Linked DNA regions of Homo sapiens: all the other regions are linked to region 2. A link is an interaction called in ENCODE POLR2A ChIA-PET data of the cell type or tissue named here. Cell type or tissue: endothelial cell of umbilical vein. All regions are shown on one strand. Each heading gives the region's core, and the rest is flanking DNA. Links, peaks and the distances in the headings are about the cores only. Region 1 overlaps DNAL1 (dynein axonemal light chain 1). Region 2 overlaps MIDEAS (mitotic deacetylase associated SANT domain protein). Region 3 overlaps PTGR2 (prostaglandin reductase 2).

What was found. ChIA-PET counts read pairs that join two places held together with the same protein. Peaks named below come from ENCODE experiments on the same cell type or tissue, not always from the same donor. Only the 100,000 strongest peaks of a DNase experiment are listed, where the experiment ranks them.
Region 1: POLR2A ChIA-PET joins it to region 2 with 6 read pairs; 6 of 35 experiments call an interaction of 5 or more read pairs at or near these places.
Region 3: POLR2A ChIA-PET joins it to region 2 with 5 read pairs; 24 of 35 experiments call an interaction of 5 or more read pairs at or near these places.

What each region holds. Positions count from the first base shown.
Region 1 is chr14:73,659,325-73,667,436 of GRCh38, reverse strand. It overlaps DNAL1 (dynein axonemal light chain 1), which reads right to left. Exons shown (of 8, transcript NM_031427.4): 4 at 5,395-5,450. It also overlaps the pseudogene RNU6-240P. Among named protein-coding and RNA genes, the nearest start is that of DNAL1, 18 kb to the right of the region's middle. RefSeq lists a silencer at 3,317-3,611. In endothelial cell of umbilical vein, for the core only: a CTCF peak has its summit at 4,857 (motif pointing right); a DNase peak (open chromatin) is centred at 4,826; H3K27ac peaks cover 841 bases.
Region 2 is chr14:73,742,612-73,750,723 of GRCh38, reverse strand. The region is part of intron 1 of MIDEAS (mitotic deacetylase associated SANT domain protein); the gene reads left to right. LOC124903345 (a long non-coding RNA gene) reads right to left here. Exons shown (of 3, transcript XR_007064264.1): 2 at 6,716-6,830; 3 at 3,279-3,513. Among named protein-coding and RNA genes, the nearest start is that of MIR4505, 12 kb to the left of the region's middle. RefSeq lists enhancers at 3,234-3,747, 3,748-4,262 and a silencer at 6,824-7,118. In endothelial cell of umbilical vein, for the core only: no CTCF peak of the experiment used is centred there; no DNase peak of the experiment used is centred there; H3K27ac peaks cover 2,970 bases.
Region 3 is chr14:73,864,823-73,869,822 of GRCh38, reverse strand. The region is part of intron 3 of PTGR2 (prostaglandin reductase 2); the gene reads right to left. Among named protein-coding and RNA genes, the nearest start is that of PTGR2, 15 kb to the right of the region's middle. In endothelial cell of umbilical vein, for the core only: no CTCF peak of the experiment used is centred there; no DNase peak of the experiment used is centred there.

The DNA.
Region 1 (8,112 bases), core at 1,790-6,789, 84 kb after region 2:
GAGATGTTGGCCAGTCACTGTGGCTCATGCCTGTAATCCCAGCACTTTGATTCAAGAGATCCTCCCACCTCAGCCTCCCAAGTAGCTGGGATTATAGGCGCATGCCACCATGCCTGGCTAATTTTTTTTGTATTTTTAGTAGAGACGAGGTTTCACCATGTTGGCTAGGCTGGTCTTGAAGTCCTAGCCTCAAGTGATCCACCTGTCTGGGCATCCTAAAGTGCTGGGATTACAGGTGTGAGCCACCGTCCCCAGCCATAAAATTAAATTAAAAAAAAAAAAGAAAAAATCAATTTAAAAGAAGTATGAGATGTCTGTTAGATATCCCGTGGAAATATCACCCAATGGAATGTATGAATCTGCAATTCAGAGGACACAGTTGGGCTAGAGATCTAAATGTGGGAGCCATCAGCATACTGATGGTGAGGCCATGACTCTAGATGAGATAATCTAGGGAGTAAATGAAAAAAAAAAAAGAGAAGGGATACAAGAACTGAGTCGTGGGGACTTGAAATATTTAAAGGTTATGGACGTGAAACTGGGAAAAAGTGGCCAAAAAGACAGGAGGAAATCAAGGGGGACAGTATCCTAAAGCCAAATACTGAAAATGCTTTAAAGAGGGAAGAGAAATCATCCGTATCAAAAAATACGCTGATTCATCAACTAAGATGAGGACTGAGAAATGACCTCAGCAATTGGAGATAACAAATATATGCAACTTTTTCTAAGATAATCTCTAACCCCTTTTTGAAAAACTGCACATGAAAATGGTAACGAATGGCTAAAAAGACCATATTTATTACTGTATAAGGAAATAAATTATGATATCCAAAGTTAATAGATTAAGTGTTCTAACATAACATAATATATATTTTCCATATTTTATGTGCTGCATAAGTAGGGTACCACTAGAAGAAAAGTACTATTGTTTTCTTCATACAGTATCCTGATGAAAATCAAAACTGTGCTTTCAAGTTTTATGCTTATTTGTAACCTGTAACCTGAAGGAGTAAAGTATAGTTTTTCACCAAAGATAAATGGCAACAAAATTTATTTTCTAATCTTTAAGATTATTATTCATATTATACAGCTTTTTAGTCATGGTTTGAACATAGTCATATCAAGCAATTTTCTAGTCACAATTCTGGTACAATAAATATAAACTGCTATTAGGGTTGTTCTGCCTGATAAATCACCTGTTAAATAGGAATACCTATTTATTTCAGATCTTCTTATGATGGCATAATAGGTAAGACTATAGTGTCATGAAAGGAGATGGGTAGGAGGCAAGCTAAAGCATAACTTCAATCCTCATATGGATCAATTAGCTTCTTTTTGCTTCATAGTCACAGATAAAATGTATTCGCTAGCCACAGACTACATAAATTGTATTTGTAACTAGCAGAACTAAAATGAAATGAGCCAAATATAGCAAATACCTATACTCTCTGATTTTGTGTCTACAGCAGACATGAATAATTGATCAAGGTATTCGTTCCACTAAGTTTTTAGAACTCTTATTATTACAATTTTCCTGAGAGTCTCTACCAACTGACCCAAGTTAGAAAGTGATTTAAAACCCACTGCCAGCCCTACATAGAAGGTCATCCATTTTCACTATTATCATAGTCATTTTTTTTTTTTTTTGAGATGAGTCTCACTCTGTCACCCAGGCTGGAGTACAGTAGCGTGATCTCAGCTCACTGCAACCTCCGCCTCCCAGGTTCCAGCTATTCTCCTGCCTCAGCCTCCCACGTAGCTGGGATTACAGGCGCACGCCACCACACCTGGCTAATGTTTGTATTTTTAGTAGAGACAGGGTTTCACCACATTGGCCAGGCTGATCTCAAACTCCTGACCTCAGGTGATCCACCCGCCTCGGCCTCCCAAAGTGCTGGGATTACAGGTGTGAGCCACCGTGCCCAGCCCATAGTCATGTTTTTATATAAAGAAAATCATGTAATCTGTGATGATAAATAATATGTTATCAACTTGCTTAGTCACATTTAAGCAAGTTACAGAGCAAGTTATTAAGCAAGTTACTTCAATTACAGAGAAAAAAACTGAGGCAGAGAATAAAATGTAATAGCTTAAATTGTTTGAGTGAGTCAGCAAAAAATTAGAATAGACAGGCATCTCACACACAACTCTACTAGTTAACACTATGTAAATACCGAAGGCCAACTTTCCAGCACTGTATAAGTACTGAATGCCAACTTTGAGTAAGGTATGAGGGGTGGGGGTACTGAAATAGAAGATTAAAAGATTAATAAGATGATGCTTTTCCTCAAGGAATTCACTATCTAAAGAGCAGAACATATTCCCAAGTAACTATAATAATGGTTAATATTTATTGAGCATTTTATATGCACCAGGCACAATTCTAAGTACTCTATATATATACTAACTCAATCTTCACAATAATTATATGATAGGTAATTATTATTATAATCCAAGTAGACTGTTATGAATATTTCCAAAGGAGTAATTAATTTTGATGATGGAGATGAGGGAAGTCTTCAAGGAGGGGGTGACATTCACACGTGGCATTCGTAATTTTTTTTTATTTTTTTTTTTAGACAAGGTCTTGCTCTGTTGCACAGGCTGGAGTGCAGTAGCACCATCATAGCTTGCTGCAGACTCACTCTCCTGAGCTCAAGCAATCCTCCTCCTAAGTAGCTGGGACTACAGGCAAACACCACCATGCCCAGATAATTTTTAAAATTTTTAGTAGAGATGGGGGTCTCGCTATGTTGCCCAGGCTGGTCTCGAACTCCTAAGCTTAAGTGATCCACCTGCCTCAGCCTCCCAAAGTGCTGGGATTATAGGCATGAGCCATGGTACCTGGCTGCATTCTTAATCTTAATTTGTTATAGGATTTTCCTGTTACAGGAAAAAGCTGTTCTCAGTGAAAATTATTGCATTAATAAATGCTACAAAGTCATTTTTAAAATAGTGTATTTGGGTGTAAATTGGATACTAAAAGCTTTTAGATGACTTTTAATGCGACATCAAGGCATTTGGTCTTTACTAGGCAAAGAGATACCATTAAAAGGTCTCTGATATAATGATATTCAAATGATATTTTTAGAAAGAAAACTCTGTTATCAGTGATGAAGGTCACCTGAAGGGCAGAAAGACAGGAGGAAAGGAGATCAATTAGGAGGCTATTGAGGGAGAAGAAAAGGAGAAATCAGTTAAGTAAACAGTTAAGGCTGGTCCTTGGAAAAGCAGCCTGCCTGAAAAATCACAGCTACAGGCAAAAATATAACAGTCTGTGGAAAACTCAGGCTGCACCTGCACAGATAAGTATGTAGGGTCCAGCACAGATTCTTCTTTGTGTAATTGGTGGGCTCCCAGGAAAGTTTCTTCCCCTTTTCAGTTATGTACACAGTAGTCTCCCTGGGAACCTGTACAGGGAGGAGAGGGACTTACCTAAAACAAACCCACAATTATACAAAGAAGAGAAGCAGTGCTTTGATGCCTGCCTAGAGATACACCCACAACTACATAGATAAGGGGGAGTTGTGCAGACAGCTTTTCAAATAAGAGAAGTTACTCAAACAGCTACAGAGGTGAGAGGAGTTTCTTATAAAAGTTTTTGAATTCAGCTGTAAAAACAGCAACTCACTTGGGGTTCCCTTTCCACTGCAGAGAGCTTTCTTTTTTCACTCATTAAACTTTCACTGCAACCTCACCCTTTGCATCCACATTCCTTAACTTTCTCAGTCATGAGGCAATGAACTAGGATAACACCTTAGATAATGAGACCAGTGACCCTGACCTGTTTGACTATCACAAAAGTTGTAAGATAGTGTTTTTCAAACTATGGGTCATGAGCCTAAATTAATAGGTTGTGAAATCAATTTAGTGTGTTGTGATCAGCATTTAAAAAAAAAGAAATAAAAATTTAAAAATACATACTGGAACTGGCCAGGCGTGGTGGCTCACGCCTATAATCCCAGCACTTTGGGAGGCTGAGGTGGGTGGATCACTTTAGGTCAGGAGTTTGAGGCCAGCCTGGCCAACATGGTGAAACCCCATCTCCACTAAAAATACAAAAATTAGCCAGGCGTGGCGGTGGGCACCTGTAATCCCAGCTACTCAGGAGACTGAGGCAAGAGAATTGCTTGAACCTAGGAGGCGGAGGTTGTAGTGAGCTGAGATTGCACCACTGAAATCCAGCCTGGGCAACAGAGTGAGACTCCATCTCAAAAAAAAAAAAAAAAAAAAATTACTGGGACCTATGCTATATAAGGGTAAATACTGTCTTGCAAACTTTATTCAAGTTTATATGTACGTATATATTTGATATGCATATTCATATGAATGTATAATACATTCAGATGTATTTCTTACAATGGAAAGTGGTCAAAATGTTTGAAGAACATGACCTAAGGGGAAGATGATGAGGGTCTAAAAAGTTGTAACTCCTGGAAATGGAAAAGCAACACTTTATTTGAGAGCTCCTTCAAAGAGTAGAGTTAACAGGATTTAGTGATAAATTTGCATATAGGGCTTGAAGAGAGACTGTGGTAGGCTAAACAATGGCTCCCCCAAAGATACTTACATTCTAATGCCTGGAACCTGTGAACGTTACCTTATATGGCAAAAAAAAAAAAAAAAAAAGTACTTTGCAGATATGATTAAGGATCTTGAGAGACAGGGAGATTATCCTCAAGATCAGGGTGTGCCCTAATGCAATCACATGTATCCTCATAAGAGGGAGGCAGACAGAGATTTGACACAGAAGGAGAAGCCAGTGTGACTACTGGCAGAGACTGGAGTGATGAGTCACAAGCCAAGGAATGCAGCAGCCACCAGAAGCTGGAAGAGGCTAGAAAAAGATTCTCCTCCAGCCTCCAGAGGGAGCATGGCTTGATTTTCACCAGATGAAACTGATTTCAGACTTCTGGTCTCCAGAACCATAAGAGAATATATATCCATCATTTTAAGCCATCAAGTTACAGCAGCCGTAGGAAACTAATACAGAGTCAGAGGCCTTGGCAACTGGGAGGGAGGCAATGTCATTAACGAGGATAAGGAGCACAGGAAAAACAGGGATGATGAATTAAAATTTAAATATAACAAGTTTGAAATACAGACAATACAAATCTGAACAAAGAAATACACAATTAAAAATCTGATATTCTATTTAAGACATCTCAATTCTAACTCTATAAAAGCTTTTAAATGTCTTTAAAACGTTCAGAGCTCATGCTATCTCTATTTTTCTTTGGATAATCAAACTTAAGACATAGTTTATGTATTCTATTATCTGACAACAAGTATGGCTAAAACAGGTGCCAGCTTCTGGAATTACATATTGTCTCCGGAATGTTTATTAAAATAACTAGGAAATCCATGAACCATCTGTTACTGTGAATCACTTACTTAAGCCATTCAGGTTGGCAATTTTTTCAATGCAGTTTGTAGACAGTGAAAGCTTCCTTTAAAAGAACAAAGAAAAAATTTAATGTGAAAAATGTAAATGGTAAATCAGAAATTATTCCTTAACACTAGTGCCCATAAAAGATAATATTTAAGTAATATTTTCCCCACTCAATCATAGCATTTATTACTTCATTTTGAAATCATTGTTTTTCTCTGATTACCTAAGTTTAACACTCATTAAAAATTTGAAAAAATCTTCTTGAGGGCAATATGGTATTAACAATTTTTTTTTCTTCTTAAGACAGAGTCTCACTCTGCCACCCAAGCTGGAGTGCAGTGGCACCATTTCAGTTCACTGCAACTTCCACCTCCCCGGTTCAAGCAATTCTCCTGCCTCAGCCACCCAAGTAGCTGGGATTACAGGTGCCTGCTACCATGCCTGGCTAATTTTTGTATTTTCAGTGGAGACAGGGTTTCACCATGTTGGCCAAGCTGGTCTTGAACTCCTGACCTCAAGTGATCCACTTGCTTCGGCCTCCCAAAGTGCTGGGATTAGAGGTGTGAGCCACCACACCTGGCCCTGGTATTATGAAATTTTTTAATGCATACATTTCTTGACCAAGTTTTTCACTTCTAGAAATACATCCTACTGAAATATTAATATAAATGCCAAAAGATATATGAACTAGATTATATGTATTACTGGAATAGCAGAAAAATTGAAAAAATCTATAAACACCTGTTAACTTAGGAACAGATAGTGAAATACTAAGCTGCCACTAAAACAAAGGAGATAGGGCTACAGATACCGACTTGGGAAGATGTCTATGATACATAGTTTAAAAACCATCTAGCAGAACAATATATATATTTTTTTTTTAGACAGAGTCTCGCTCTGTGGCCCAGGCTGGAGTGCAGTGGCATGATCTCAGTTCACTGCGACCTCCGCCTCCCAGGTTCAAGCGATTTTCATGCCTCCGCCACCCAAGTAGCTGGGATTATGAGTGTGCGAGTCAGGTAAATGACTGGCCAAATCTGTATATTTTCTAGTCATCCCCCACTCCTGAGAACTCCCAGTGAATAATGGATTGCCTTTAAATCTAGGAATATGGTTGGGAAATAATTCTTTAATTCTTGTTAAGGCAGCTAGCACAAATAAATTGTCAGCAAAATATGAACAGGTTGACTCGAGGTGATATACAAGGTGCTTTAGTATGAGGTATAAAACCTTCTCAAATTTGTTTGCCTTTGAGATGGCTTTATGATAAAAAGATATGTGACCACTTTGAAATCATGCCTGATGCCAAAAAAGCATGTGGTGGTGGATTTTTATGTGACACACTGTGTTCTCATCACAAAGAACAAGCTGCGTACAAAAGCTAAATATGTTTGCTCTCCCCTTTGATCCCACAGATGGATATTAGTCTAATGCATGGGTTCACAAATATGTGTCCTAGAATTACCCAAGTTGCTTACTGTAAATGCAGATTCCTAGGTTTCATCAGCAAATATTCTGTTTCTATAAATTTGGGATGGGGCTGATCTCCTGCATAAAGTGCAGATGATCAAGGGATCACACTTAGACAAACACAGGGTGAAGAAATCAGAAAAAAACCCAGTGATTCTATGGTATACTATAGCCCTGATGAGACACACTTGTAGCCTAAAAACATGGTTTCAAGGCAACGTGGTATAATTGCCTCAAATTAGCCACAGAATCCTGCTAAAATACATGTATTGAGAAAATAAATTAAAAGAAACTACTATAGATCTGATATTTAAAGTCACAGGATATAGGATTACAAAATAAGTAGGCCAGGCACAATGGCTCATGCCTGTAGTCCCAGCACTTTGGGAGGCCAAGGTGGGTGGATCACTTGAGGTCAGGAGTTCGAGACCAGCCTGGCCAACATGGTGAAACCCCATCTCTACTAAAAATACAAAAAAAATTAGATGGGTGTGGTGGCAAGTGCCTGTAGTCCCAGCTACTTGGGAGGCTGAGGCAGGAGAATTGCTTGAACCCAGGAGGCAGAGGTTCCAATGAGCCGAGATCACAGCACTGCACTGCAGCCTGGGTGACAAAGAGTTTCTCAAAAAAATAAAGTATAATTTGATCCCAATTAGAATTTGTTTTTAAAAGTTAGAAGGCTCTACAAAAATGCTAGCACTGGTTCTCACACAGTGCTGTGATTTTGGTTGATGTTAATTCCTTTTCTTTGTGCTGCTTATATTTTCCAGATGTTTTATAATGTGTTTTTTATAATTTTAAACTTTTTTTTTAAGGGGTATCTCTTAGGCATGTAGTAAGAAAATACAGTTTTGACTTTGTGGATAATTTTACAAGAGAAAGTAGTAGATTTCATAAATGTCATAGTTTATTGTGGTGCTCACTTCAGCAGCCATGTACTAAACTGGAACGATAGATTAGCATGGCCCCTGCACAAGGATGACATACAATCGTGACGCATTCCATATTTAAAAAATATATAGTTTATTGTGTTATTTAGCTTCTCCCAAAAGACTAGGAGATGTATATTTTCAAACTCATTATAAAAACTGTACTAAAAATATTGTACTGTTTGGCTGGGCGTGGTGGCTCATGCTGGTAATCTCAGCACTTTGGGAGGCCGAGGTGGGCGGATCACAATGTCAGGAGATCAAGATCATCCTGGCTAACATGGTGAAACCCTATCTCTACTAAAAATACAAAAAAATTGC
Region 2 (8,112 bases), core at 1,488-6,487:
ATTGGAGTAGGTAAACATTGACATCCCTTGATATTTGGAATCTGTTCAGCTTTCCCAGCTGGGCCCTGCTTTGCCAGTTGGCTCTGAAGAGAGGCCCAAGCCACCTTTCTCCATGTGGCATGGAGGCTTTTATTCCAGAGTGAGATGGTGCTGAGCCTGCAGCCTCCAGCTCACCTCTGCAGTCCCCCATACCTCAACACCCTTTGGGCTCTCTTGGCTTCCAGGGGCTTTTACAGATACCCCCAGTCTGGAGGGGAAACTGTTTCTGGCTGACTGGGGCTAGGATAATTTCTTAAGAGGAGTGTTAATAGACCATGCTGTGCTTGGAAATGCCCCCAGGGAAGAGCAGCAGCTCCGGAGCTGGCTTTGTGAAGTTCTCAAGTGTAGCATTCCTTCTGAGGCCCACCGGTGTAGATTTCAGATTTTTCTGGGAGGGTGGTGGAAAGAGCAAGGACTTGGAAGACACAAGATAAAGATTTGAATCTTGCTTCTGGCTCTGTAACAGCAGAGCCTCAACTTCCCTCTGGAGAATGAGGACATAAGACTCCTCCATAGGAGGTTTATAAGCATGGATTCGAATTTGTAGAGGACCCAGCCCAGCGAAGTACTCGTTAGCTCCCTTCTTTTGGGAAGGATCTGTCTTTTGGATATTTTGTAGATTGGCCATGGAAGTGGAAATATTTGCCTGTGGCCATTTTTCCTAGGGAAAAGCAGGGCTGCCTGACAAGCTGTTGCAATCCCAAAGGCCTCTCCATCCCCTAGTTGTTTTGATGTCGGGATCAAGCTTGGGGTCAGGTTCAATGTGTGTCTGGGAGAGGGGATACCCAGGCCTTTGCAAGTCTGAGCTCTGCGGCTGCCTAGGACTGTGACACCGAAGGTGTGGAGAACATGGGCTGAGGAGGGAGGGGCCTTTCTGAGCTGAGAGAACTTGGCAAGTTACTTTTAACCTTCGTTTCCTGTAAGTTTCCCAAATTTCCTTCGGTTATTGATTTCCAATTTCAACCCGTTTTGATTGGAGAACATACTTTGAGTGATTTCAGTCCCTTTAAATTTGTTGAGACTTGTCTTATGGCCTAATGATGATCTATTGTAGAGAGTGTTCCTTGTGCTATAAATATACATATATATATTTTATATATATATTATATTATATAATATATAAAAAAGTATGTATTTTTTATTTTTTCTGAGACTGGATCTTGGTCTTTCATGCACGCTGGATTGCAGAGGCATGAACACGGCTTACTGCAGCCTCAACCTCCTGGGCCCGAGCAATCCTCCTGCCTCAGCTTCCTGAGTAGCTGGGACTATAGTGGCCACCACACGCAGCTAATTTTTTTTTTTTTTTTTTTTGTAGAGACACGGTCTCGTTTTGTTGCCCAGGCTGGTCTTGAGCTCCTGGGCTCAAGTGATCCTCCTGGCCTTGGCCTCCCAAAATTTTGGGATTACAGGCACCACTGTGCCGGGCCTGCTCTTTTTTAAAAAGAAACAAAAAAACAGTTCACCTACAGCTGCAGTATCTGTGTGCTCTTGAGAAGAGTGTGTATTTGTGTGTATTTTGCTGTTGTTAGGTGGAGTGTTCTATATAGGTCTTCCAGGTCTAATTGGTTTATAGTGTCTAAATCTTCTATTTCCTTGTCGATCTTCTATTTAGTCGTACTGTTCGTTGTTGAAAGTAGAGTGTTTTCTCTCTCTCATGTGTATGTATAAAATAACATGAAAAAAAGTAGAGTATTGAAGTTTCCTACTGTTATTTGAGTTGTTCATTTTTTCCTTTCAATTCTGACAGTTTTTGCTTCATGTATTTTGGGGCTCTGTTGTTAGGTACATGCATGTCTATAACTGGTATAGCCTCCTGAGGGACGGACACTTTGTTCATTATAAAATATTCTTTGTCTATAATAACAGTTTTTGTCTTAAAGTCTATTTTGTCTGATTTTTTTTTTTTTTTTTTTGAGACGGAGTCTAGCTCTGTTGCCCAGGCTGGAGTGCAGTGGCGCGATCTTGGCTCACTGCAGCCTCCACCTCTCAGGTTCAAATAGTTCTCCTGTCTCAGCCTCCTGAGTAGCTGCGATTACAGGTGCCTGCCACCACATATTTTGTCTGATATTAGTATAGCCATTCTAGCTGTCTTTTGGTGACTGTTTACAATGGTATCTCTTTTTCCATCCCTTGCTTTCTTTTTTCTTTTTTGGTACAGAGTCTCACTGTGTTGCCCAGGCTGGAGTGCAGTGGCGCAATCTGGGCTCACTGCAACCTCCACCTCTTGGGTTCAAGCAATTCTCCTACCTCAGCCTCCCGAGTAGCTGGGACTGCAGGCGTGTGTCACCATGCCCTGCTAATTACTTTCAACCTATTTATATCTCTGAATGTAAAGGGTGTTTCTTTTTTTAATGAAATTGCATCTTTTTTAAAGAAGTCTGTTCTGCCATATAATTGCATATTTTTTTAAAAGTCCATTCTGCCAACCTCTGCCTTTTAGATATTTAATCCATTCACATTTAAAGTAATTATGGATAAGGTAGGATTTATGCTGCCATTTTGTGATTTGATTTCTGTATGTCTTATGTCTTTTTTATTCTTTTGTTCTTCTATTACTGTCTTCCTTTATGTTAAATAGATATTTTTGAGTATACCATTCCTGGTCTGTAAATAACGAGACACAGAACAGTAAGGGTTAAACAAAATGCTGCCTGCAATGGACTTAGCACAGTGCCTGGCAAATAGTAAGTGCTCAGTAAACATGGGCACTCAATTGGGTCCCAGGCGTGGTAAGAGCCACAGTTAACCCTAGGACTGGCTGAGAGCAGAGTCCCCTCAGGGCTCTGTGCGACCCCTCATGTCTCCTGGGCAGGCCATAGCACTCTGACAGGTAGTGCCTTTGGGGAATGGGGAGTGGTGGGTCCTGGGAAACTTCACTATGCCAGGCTGTGGCCCTTTAGCCCTTCCCCTGCTCCAGTGCATGGGCACCACCTGGCTGCTTGTGAAGCATCCTAGATTCCCCATCGTGCTCTTCCCACCCCCGACCCCCACCCCACCAGACCCATGAACTAGTCTCTCAGGGTGGGTTTTATTGCACACACTGAGGTTTAAGAACCACTGCTTGACATCCACACAGACGGGTATTGACACAGTGACAGAGAGAGACCTGGTTTGGGGTCAGGAGGCTTAGATTTGAATCTTGACTCCTCAGTCATGAGTTCTGTGAACTGGGACAAGTTACTTTCAGAGCCAGCCTTTCTCGTTTCTCAGTTGGAAATAAGTGGTTATGCAGATAAGCAGTACTCTCGCATATTCGGCATGCAGCTAGTCCTGGTGGCACTTGCTTTTTACAAAGGTGTTTCTTTGGTCCCTGGATACAGGTCTCTTCCCACCCCAGGCTCTTAAGCTCCTCAAAGGCAGGAACCAGTGAGTGGCGGCTCCTGGACCAGACATCTGGTTGGTTACCTGACAAACAGTCCACTGCCCTCCGTCTTGGATCATGTTGTCTCCAGGCCCTGCTGCTCCCAGGCTCTGTGCAGGAACAGAAGGGAATTGAAGAAGCATTATTGGATAGTGGTATAAGAGCATGAAGATTCAGAATGGGTGACAACAATATGTGCTGGAGGGCCAGCTGGAGGAGGTAGGCCTTGAGGGAAAGCAGATTGTGAGAGTGGAGGCAGGGCTTCCAGGCAGAAGGAACAGCTCTAGGGGAGGCTCAAAGTCAGGGAGCTCCCCCAGGGGTTGCCTGTCCCCAGGGGTCACTTACCCCTAGTCCCTGCACGGGCTTCCTTGCATTATAATTAGCGTGTGTTTCTGTTTCTCTGTCTCCCCACCGGCCTGGAAGCTCTGTGTCTCCTGTGTCTCCCAGAGCCTGGCTTGCAGCAAGTGCTCAGCAAATGCTTGTGGAGCAGATGAAGGGTCAGCAGGCCCACCTGCAGAGCTGCAGCAGGGAGGGTGTGTGGTGGGGGAGTGGGCAGGGCAAGGCAATGGCAAGGGAGGCCCCTGTGAGTGGCCTCATCTGTATCTTTGGCCCAGGGCAGAGTCTGGCACTGGGGTGCTCAGGCACAGACTTCAGAGAGCCCTGCTCTAGCCCTGCTGGGGAGCCAGGCCTTTCCAGAAGGGAAGGGAGGTAGTGCAGCAGCCTCCAGTGGTGGGAGCTGTATAGGGCATAGAGACTGTTTTGAGGAGACAGAGCAAGGACCCCAGCGGTCCCAGGAGGCCCTCACCAGAGGGCCTCAGGAACATCTGCTGAGTCTCCTGCGGAGGAAGCCTAAACCTGCCTGCTTCTACCCTACTCCTGCTGGGATCCCTGGGTCCTGTTGGAATGGGTTTTCCAGGGCTGCCTGTGACTCTTCGTGGCCTTTGCCTAGGAGGAAGGCAGGCAGTCCCTTCAGTGCAGGCAAAAGCTGAGCCTGGAGGCTTAATCCTTTTCTGGCTTTGCTCATGACTGTTTTCTCTCTGCATTAGCAGCCCCCACCTCCCCCACCCCTGGCAAAACAAACCTGGCTATCCCAGCTTCCCATGGACACCCTGTGGGCATTTGTGGGGCTATGGGGGAGGGAGGCAATCAAGGTAGAAGACTGGACGGAGCCCTGAGAGTGCCTCATAAGCCCTGAAAGGATTCCTCTCTTACACATCCCTTTAAAAGCATCTCAGTGGTTGGCATTTTTACTGTGTAAGCTCAAACTTCAGGCAGCTTGAACCCTGGCCAAGCTTCTGATCCTGAGCAGCTTGATGGCTGAGACCCCTGGGACTCGTGACTCTCTGGCCTGTTGGCCTGGGCTCTGCTTTTCAGAGCTGAAGTTCAGTCCAGAGAAGTGATGGTCCAGGGACTGTCTGGATTGGGAATGGGCCGACCATAGGGCCTCTTGCCTGCTCTCTCATGCTCCCAGGGAAAATGACACTTGTGGGAGTCAGATCCACGTCTGTTGTATCAGAGCCTCCTTGTTTGCAAACCCCTTGAGAATAGTGCTTATGTGTCCAGTGGCTTGCAGAAATGGGGTACACTGGCCTTTGTGTGAAGTCCCAGTTGGTGGGGGTGCATGTAGCATTGCAGATGGGGTCCAGAGGGAAGGTTTGTCTAGGGCCTGGGCAACTCTAGCTGGCCCAAGATGGCAGTTCCAGGCCATTTACCGAGTCTGGCTATAGCTGGAGACCCCAGAATGTCTGAGAGAGCTTTTCAGGATGTGAGCCCAGATGAGGGGGCCAGCTGGGCCATGCTGTGCTCCTCTGGTGGGGGTGGCAGGGACTTGTTATGGCTCCCTGGCATCCTGGCCAGACCTTAGTGTCTTGAGGTCCAGCCATGTCAGGGCATGAGGTAAACAGACCCACAGGCTTGTGTCCCTGGCCACTGTCTAGGTGGGGGTAGAAGCCTAGAAAAGTGGGGTGGAGGGCAACAGTGGAGCTGGCACTTTTCCAGTTGGCCTGCATGTGTTGTGGGGCAGCAGGTGACAGTCAAGGGCAGGTGGCTTGTGGGCCAGCAGGGAGAAGGACTTGTGTTCCACATAGGTGTAGAGGGCCTGGGGCCAGGGGTAGGGTGGGATCCCGGGCTGGGCCTTTTCACTTCATCCCAGCATCTTGAGGAGCTCTCATGTGCACCAGAGAGCCCAGAAGTCAGGAGCAGGCAGGAGCCCAGGGCAGGAATGCGGGCTGTGTCGCCTCTGCCCAGGTGTGGCTCTGACTCACCTTGGGCGCAGTCTTGAATGAGCATCCTGACAGGCAGATACAAACCAAGTGCCAAGGTACAACGGTCTGCCAACCCTGCCCCGTGGAGCCTGCTGTCTGCTGGGGATGACAAAGCAGGCACCTGGGATTTAGTGTGCCATATACAGTGTGTTATAGGGGCTTGTAGTTCAGCTCCTGTCTCAGCTCTGGGGTCAGGTTTCCCAGTGGAAGCAGTGTCTGCAACCTGAAGGATTAATAGGACCTGGCCTGATGAAAAGAGTGAGAAGGTGTCCTAGGAAGGGGTACAGCCTGGCCAAAGACCTGGAAGCAAAGCGAGAAGAACACGTTGGAGGCCCTGGCTCAAGCACAGACTGTCGAGAGAGGTGGCAGGAGCCAAGGTCTGCAGGGACTTGTGGACAGGGCAGGGAGTTTAGACTTTGTCCTAAGACAGCTCAGAGAACTGACTCGCCTGGAGACTCAGTTTGGGCCTGTCTTGCCCTTGGGTGACAGACCCATGATCTTTGACTCCCCTCTTCCTAGTGCTGAGCTTGTGGGGCCTGCCCAGGCTATAAGAGTGGGAGCTTGGAGCATTAGCCTCCAAGGGCAGGGGGCCCTCGGGTCAGCTGTTATCCCCAGGTCAGAGCTGAGCCCCCGCAGCTGCTGAGATCAACTTGGCATCTCCTCCCTGGTCTGTGTGGCCTTGACTCACAATAGTCTTTTTTCTCAAATGGACACACTGATTGCCCCAAGCAGACTGGTGAGTGGCCCTGGTCCCACAGTGGCCACAGTCTGGCCCCTTGCCCTGTGGTGATGGCTCTCTGGCTTCTCCTGGGGTCAGCCAGCCAGTGTTGGGTGTGCAGCTGGGCTGCCGATGGCATTTGGGGAGCAGTGTGTGTTTGAGCTGACATCCCAGGAGAGCTGGTGTCACCATCAGCATTGAACACCCAAAGGCCTTTCCAGCACCTTCCCCTCATGTGTCTGCAAAACATATATGTGGGGTCAGCACTGTTTTTTATTTTTTTTTCCTGGTGCACACTGCTTTCTTCTATAGAGAGTAAGTGCTACTCACCATAGAACTTCCTGAAAGCCTGCTAGGTCCCAGGCCTTGGTCTTGATTGTTGCCTTGTCTTTGGCCCAGGGGTACCTGTGGGTCTGGTCAAGGATTGGTTGCTGCAGAGAGGAGCCTGGAGGAAGGGAAAAGTGAATAGAGCGTGACAGTCAAACAGACTGACAGGGCGGGTTGCCGTGTCTGGGGCCCCGTGGTGACTGTGGGTTTCCTTTTGCAGTGTTCCTGCATCCGTTGTCAGAGGCCCTGCAGCTGGTCCCAGGGCTGAGCTGCTGGCAGGAGTTCCTCATGACATCCTCTTCCCTGCAATCTCAGGGACTAGGCCCACAGGTCAGCAGCCTTTGGAGGTGTCGTCCTTCCTCTTCCTCACTGTGAGGAAGGGCAGTTTGATTTCCATCTGAGGGACAGGGCAGCGGGGGTGGGGTAGAAGAAATGAGAGGAAGTGGCGCAGTCCTGACCCCGAGTTGCAGGCTGGGAGAAGCCCATGGGGTCTGAGAGCTGGAGGCACCACCAGCAGCAACTGAGCCCGGGGTGGGGTTGCAGGAGCTGGAGAGTCCAGGCCTAGATCGGGGGCTAGAGTGGCCAGTGCAGGAGGAAGTGTTTCAGGCCTCCCTGCAGGTAGACCTCACACATCTGCTGACCCCTCTGTGGTGAGACCTTTTCCTGCTCTCCCTTCCTGGAAGGCCAAGGGTCTCAGCTGTATTTGGGGAGAATGGGAGAGAGTACCTGCCAAAGGTTCAGGCAGGGGTAAGGGGCTTCCCAGTGCCAATGAGAAGGGATATCTGATATCTGTGTCTAGAAAATCCTTGCTTGGAGGTGGTGTAGAGTGTGCTGTGGAAGGGAGGTGTATGAAGAGGGGTCTGGGGTCTTAGTGGCATATCTTGGGGATAAGGAAGAAGAGCTTGATCTTAGAGTCAGACAGATCTGGGTTCCAGTCTTGGCTCTGCAACATAATGACTGTGTGACCGTAGGCAACTTACTTAGCTCCTCTGAGCCTCATCTAGCTAACCTGTAAATAGAGGTTAAAATCGCAACTCCTGCCTTATAAGGCCATGGTGGGAATTTAAAGGATATAAAGCACGTAGGATCTGCCTGGCACGGGTGCACCATCACCATCATCATTACTCCTATGACTACTTAGTGCCCTGCTGCCTAGGTGTGCCTCTTCACCCTTCCTCCCAGGCTGCCAGTATCTTCCACTCTTCTCCCCACCCCCAGCCGATGACCTTTCTTCTCTGAGGGTCCCAGGCCTGACTGTCTGTGCCCCTGGCACCCTTAGCTCTTCGGTGAGGGTGACAGGGAGGCCTCTGCAGCAAGAAGTTTCTGGGGTGATTCAGCCTTCCCCAAACCAGGCCCCCTGATTTCTTCAAAGCAAGTCCCTGTCTGAGCTTCAGAGGCTG
Region 3 (5,000 bases), core at 1-5,000, 120 kb before region 2:
AACTCCTGACCTCAAGTGATCCGCCCGCCTCAGCCTCCCAAAATGCTGGGATTACCAGCATGAGCCACCTCGCCCAGCCTGATTATTTTTTTTAAAGGAATGAGGCATAGAGAATGTCTAGTGAAAGTATCCCAAAGTGATTTTTCTTCCTTCCTTTATGCAATTAACATTTAATAAACATTATGCTAGTCACTGGAGATACAGTGATAAATACGAACTTTGTTTTCATAAACTTTTTTTTTTTTTTTTGAGGCACGGTCTCACTCTGTTGCCCAGGCTGGAGTGCAGTGGCATGATCACAGCTCACTACAGCTTCGACCTCCTGGGCTCAAGTGATCCTCCCACTTCCCGGGCTCAAGTGATCCTCCCACCTCCCGGGCTCAAGTGATCCTCCCGCCTCAGCCTCCAGAGTGGCTGGTGCACCTTAACACTCACCTAATTTCCTTTTTTTGGTATTGATGGCATCTTTCTGTGTTGCCCAGGATGGTTTCAAACTCCTGGGGTCAAGTGATCCTCCTGCCTCAGCCTCCCAGTGTGCTGGGATTATAAGTATGAGCCATGGCACCCAGCCCATAAGCTTACTTTTTACTAAGGAAGACAGATAATCTAATAACTACACAAATGTAATTATTACTTTCAATTGGGATAAATGCTGAATGTCAAGAGGAAAATATCAAAGAGAGGTCTGGACTAGTCTGAGGGTTCAGGGTGATTTACCAAAGGAAATCTCTTTAAAGCAGGCATCTAGGGAATAACAGGGATTACCAGGTAAAGGGAAAGGAGTGGGAAGAGGCTTTTAGATAGAGGGCCAACATGTATGAAGGCTTGCTTTAATATGTACCTGGGACTCTGTTTTAACCAGGTATGGTAAAATGATAGATACGAAGACAACTGCCTTGAAAGAAGAATTTCTTACAGTTGCCGAGAGGGGAGGGCACAATATGCCAAGAAGGGTCGCATGGGGAAGCACAAGAGTTGGTCAAGAGGGCAAAGGAGCAAGGAAGAGCATGGCCCAGAGTCTTCTTTTTTTTTTTTAAGGAAGAAGTATCTTTGGTTTCCACAGGAAAGAACGGGCAAGGCAGGGTAGGTAACCTTGAGTATATTACATGACAGCTTTAATAATGTCAGAGGGCTCTGATATACAGGGGTGGTTCTTAAGTTGTGCAGCATCTGGCCCTGAGGTGATTTAAGGCAGGGGAGTGTGAGTTAGATAGAGGAGGAGTTTAGGGATATGGGCTTTGGATTGGTTGGTTTGTATATGAATGGCAAGACTCAAATGCAAGTTGTTATCTCTAAAAATAAGCAAATCCTGCCAGGGACAGTTACTCTAGGATTCACAAGCCCCCTAAGATGTCAAAACATCCTAAAATACACTAAATTAAAAACATGATTCATACAAAGATTAAGCAGAAGGGGGCACTGATGTGTTACAAAAGACAGACATCCACTGAGGCAACAGTGTGAGGGTAATTGGCAGGCTTCTCTGAGCCTGGACAGGTAAAGGAGTCAGGTTATGTAGCTTCTTTTTTTTTTTGAGACAGAGTCTTGCTCTGTTGCCCAGGCTGGAGTGCAGTGGCGTGATCTCGGCTCACTGCAACCTCGGCCTCCCGGGCTCAAGTGATTTTCCTGCCTCAGCCTCCCAAGTAGCTGGGACTACAGGCATGTGCCACCACGCCTGGCTAATTTTTTTGTATTTTTAGTAGAGACGGGGTTTCACTATGTTGGCCAGGCTGGTGTCAAACTCCTGACCTCAGGTTATCCACCCACCTCGGCCTCCCAAAGTGCTAGGATTACAAGCGTGAGCCACCGTGCCTAGCCCAGGTTATGTAGCTTCTTAGACCATGTCAAGGCTGATTGGTCTCAATTCCAAAACTAATGGGAAGCCATTAAACCACTTTAAGCAAGGTGACACAATTAGTTGCTGTTATAAGAAGAATCACTCTGGCATTCTGGCTGCAGTGTGAAAAATGGCTTAAAGGGGCAAAGTGTGTATGCAAGGGTACCTACCCCATTAGGAAAGAAACAACGGTGATTCAGACTAGGTAGACTTCCCTGGAATTACTAAGACATGGACTGAATTGAGAGGTATTTAGGAGGTGGGATCCACAGGACCTGGTAGAGGCAAAATTCTCAAGACTGTGCTTTCTAGCATGAAATGAGTAAGTAGACAAAATATTTACTTCCCTGGAGGAAAAAGAGGTTTTTTGGTTTTTGTTTTTGCTTTGAAGTTGGGAGTGTTCGAAGTGAAGATCATTAATTCAATTTATATTATAATCCTAGTTGTTCCATCATTTTTCCTCCCCTAAAATCTTTTTTTTTTAAAGACAGAAAGAAATTAATGAACACCCAAATAAGTAGAAAGACATCATGCATTCATGGATCAGTGTATTAGGATATTGTTTTCATCAGAATTCTCCAGAGAAACAGAACCAACAGGATACATACATATCTATGAAGAGATTTATTATAAGGTATTGGCTCATGCAGTTAGAGAGGCTAAGAAGTCCCATTATCTGCCATCTGCAAGCTGAAGACTCAGAAAAGCCAGCAGTGTGGTTCCAGTGAATGAGAGCAGGTAAGCTGACAGTAGAGATTCTAGTCCAGATCTGAAGGCCTGAGAACCAGGAACTCTGAGGACAGGAGAAGAATGATGCTCCAGCTTAAGCAGTCAGAGTTAGTTCAACCTTCTTCTTCTTCTTTTTTTTGTTTTTTTGTTTTTTTTTTTTTTTTTTTTGAGACAGAGTCTTGCTCTGTCACACAGGCTGGAGTGCAATGCCGCGATCTTGGCTTACTGCAATCTCCGCCTCCCGGGTTCAAACAATTCTCTTGCCTCAGCTTCCTGAGTAGCTGGGATTACAGGTGCCTGCCACCACACCCGGCTAATTTTTGTATTCTTAGTAGAGACGGGGTTTCACCACGTTGGCCAGGCTGGTCCTGAACGTCTGACCTCAGGTGATCTGCCCGCCTCAGCCTCCCAAAGTGCTGGGATTACAGGTGTGAGACACCGCACCCAGCAACCTTCTTCTACATTTTGTTCTCCTTAGGCCCTCAATGGACTGGATGATGCCCACCCACATTAGAGAAGGACATCTGCTTTTTTCAGTCCACCAATCCAAAAGCTAATCTCTTCTAGAAACACCCTTGCAGACACACCCAGAAATAACGTTCAACCAGCTATTTAGACATCCCATGGCCTAGTTAAGTGGACACATAAAATGAACCATCACAGAAGACAATACTCCCCAAATTGATCTACAGACTCAAAGCAATCCCTATCAAAATCCCTATCAAAATCTTCTGTGCAGAAACTGACAAGCTGGTTCTAAAGTTCATATGAAAATTCATGGGACCCAGAAGAGCCAAAACAATCTTAAAAAAGAAAAACAGGCCAGGTGGGGTGGCTCACACCTGTAATCCCAGCACTTTGGGAGGCTGAGGCGGGAGGATCACAAGGTTAGGAGATCAAGACCATCCTGGCCAACATGGTGAAACCCTGTCTCTACTAAAATACAAAAAATTGTTCAGGCATAGTAGCTCATGCCTGTAATCCCAGCACTTTCGGAGGCCGAGGTGGGTGGATCACCTGAAGGTCAGGAGTTCAAGACCCACCTGGCCAATATGGTGAAACCCCGTCTCTGCTAAAAATACAAAATATTAGCCAGGTGTGGTGGTGGGTGCCTGTAGTCCCAGCTACTCAGGAGGCTGAGGCAGGGGAACCACTTGAACCCGGGAAGTGGAGGTTGCAGTGAGCCAAGATAGCGCCACTGCACTCCAGACTGGCGACAGAGCAAGACTCCATCTCAAAAAAAAAAAAAGAAAAACAGATTGGAAGACTCACACTTGCTCATTTCAAAACTTATTACAAAGCTACAGTAATTAAGAGAGCGAGGTACTAGCATGACAGATATACAGATTGCTAGAATAGAGTTGAAAGTCCAGAAATAAACCCTCATATTTATGGTCAGTTGGTTTTCAACAAGAGTACTAAGACAAACCAATGAGGAAAGAATTATCTTTTCAACAAACAGTGCTGGTTCATGTCCCTTCGTGGTCAAATATTTCTGGTCTCTCTTAAAAAAAAAAAAAGTGCTGACACGACTGTATATTCACTTGCAAAAGAGTGAAGTTAGGTCAGGTGTGGTGGCTTGCACCTATCGTCCCAGTTACTTGGGAGTCTGAGACAGGAGAATCACTTGAGCCCAGGGAGTTTGAGATTGTAAAAAAGAATGAGTTGGGCCCTGTGATGGATAATTTTAGGCGTCAACTTGACTGGATAGAGGAATGCCTAGATGGCTTGTGAAGCATTGTTTCTGGATATGTCCTTGAGGGTGTTTTCAGAGGTAACTAGCAGGTGAGTCTGTGGACTATGTGGTGAAGATCTGCCCTCAATGTGGGTGGGCACCATCCATTCAACAAGGAGCCCAGATGGAACAAAAAAGCAGGTGAAGGACAAATTCTCTCTCTCTCCTGCAAAGCAGGACACCCTTCTTCTCCTGCCCTCTGACATAAGAACTCCAGGTTCTTCAGCCTTTGTACTCTGAGACTGCACCCATGGCTTCCTGGGCTCTCAGGCCTTGGGACTGACAAGTATACCAATGGCTTCCTTGGTTGTCGGGCCTTCCAGCTTGGATTGAGCCATGCTACCAGCTTCTCTGGTTCTCCAGTTTGTAGACAGCCTATCATGGGAACTCTCAGCTTCCATAATCTTGTGAGCCAATTCCTCTTATAAGTCCCCTCTCATATATATGTGTGTGCATGTCTGTGGGTGCATGCCTATGTGTGTGTTTGTGTTTCTGTCTCTCTAAAGAATCTTGATTAATACAGACCCCTTCCTCATACGCATACATAGAGTTTAACCCAAAATGTGTTACTGACTTAAATGTTAGAGCAAAACTATAAAACTCTTAGCAGAAAATATACGACTAAATCTTCATGACCTTAAGTGAGGCAAAGCCTTCTTAGATATGAGTCTGAAAGTATTGAAAGTATACGTGACAAAC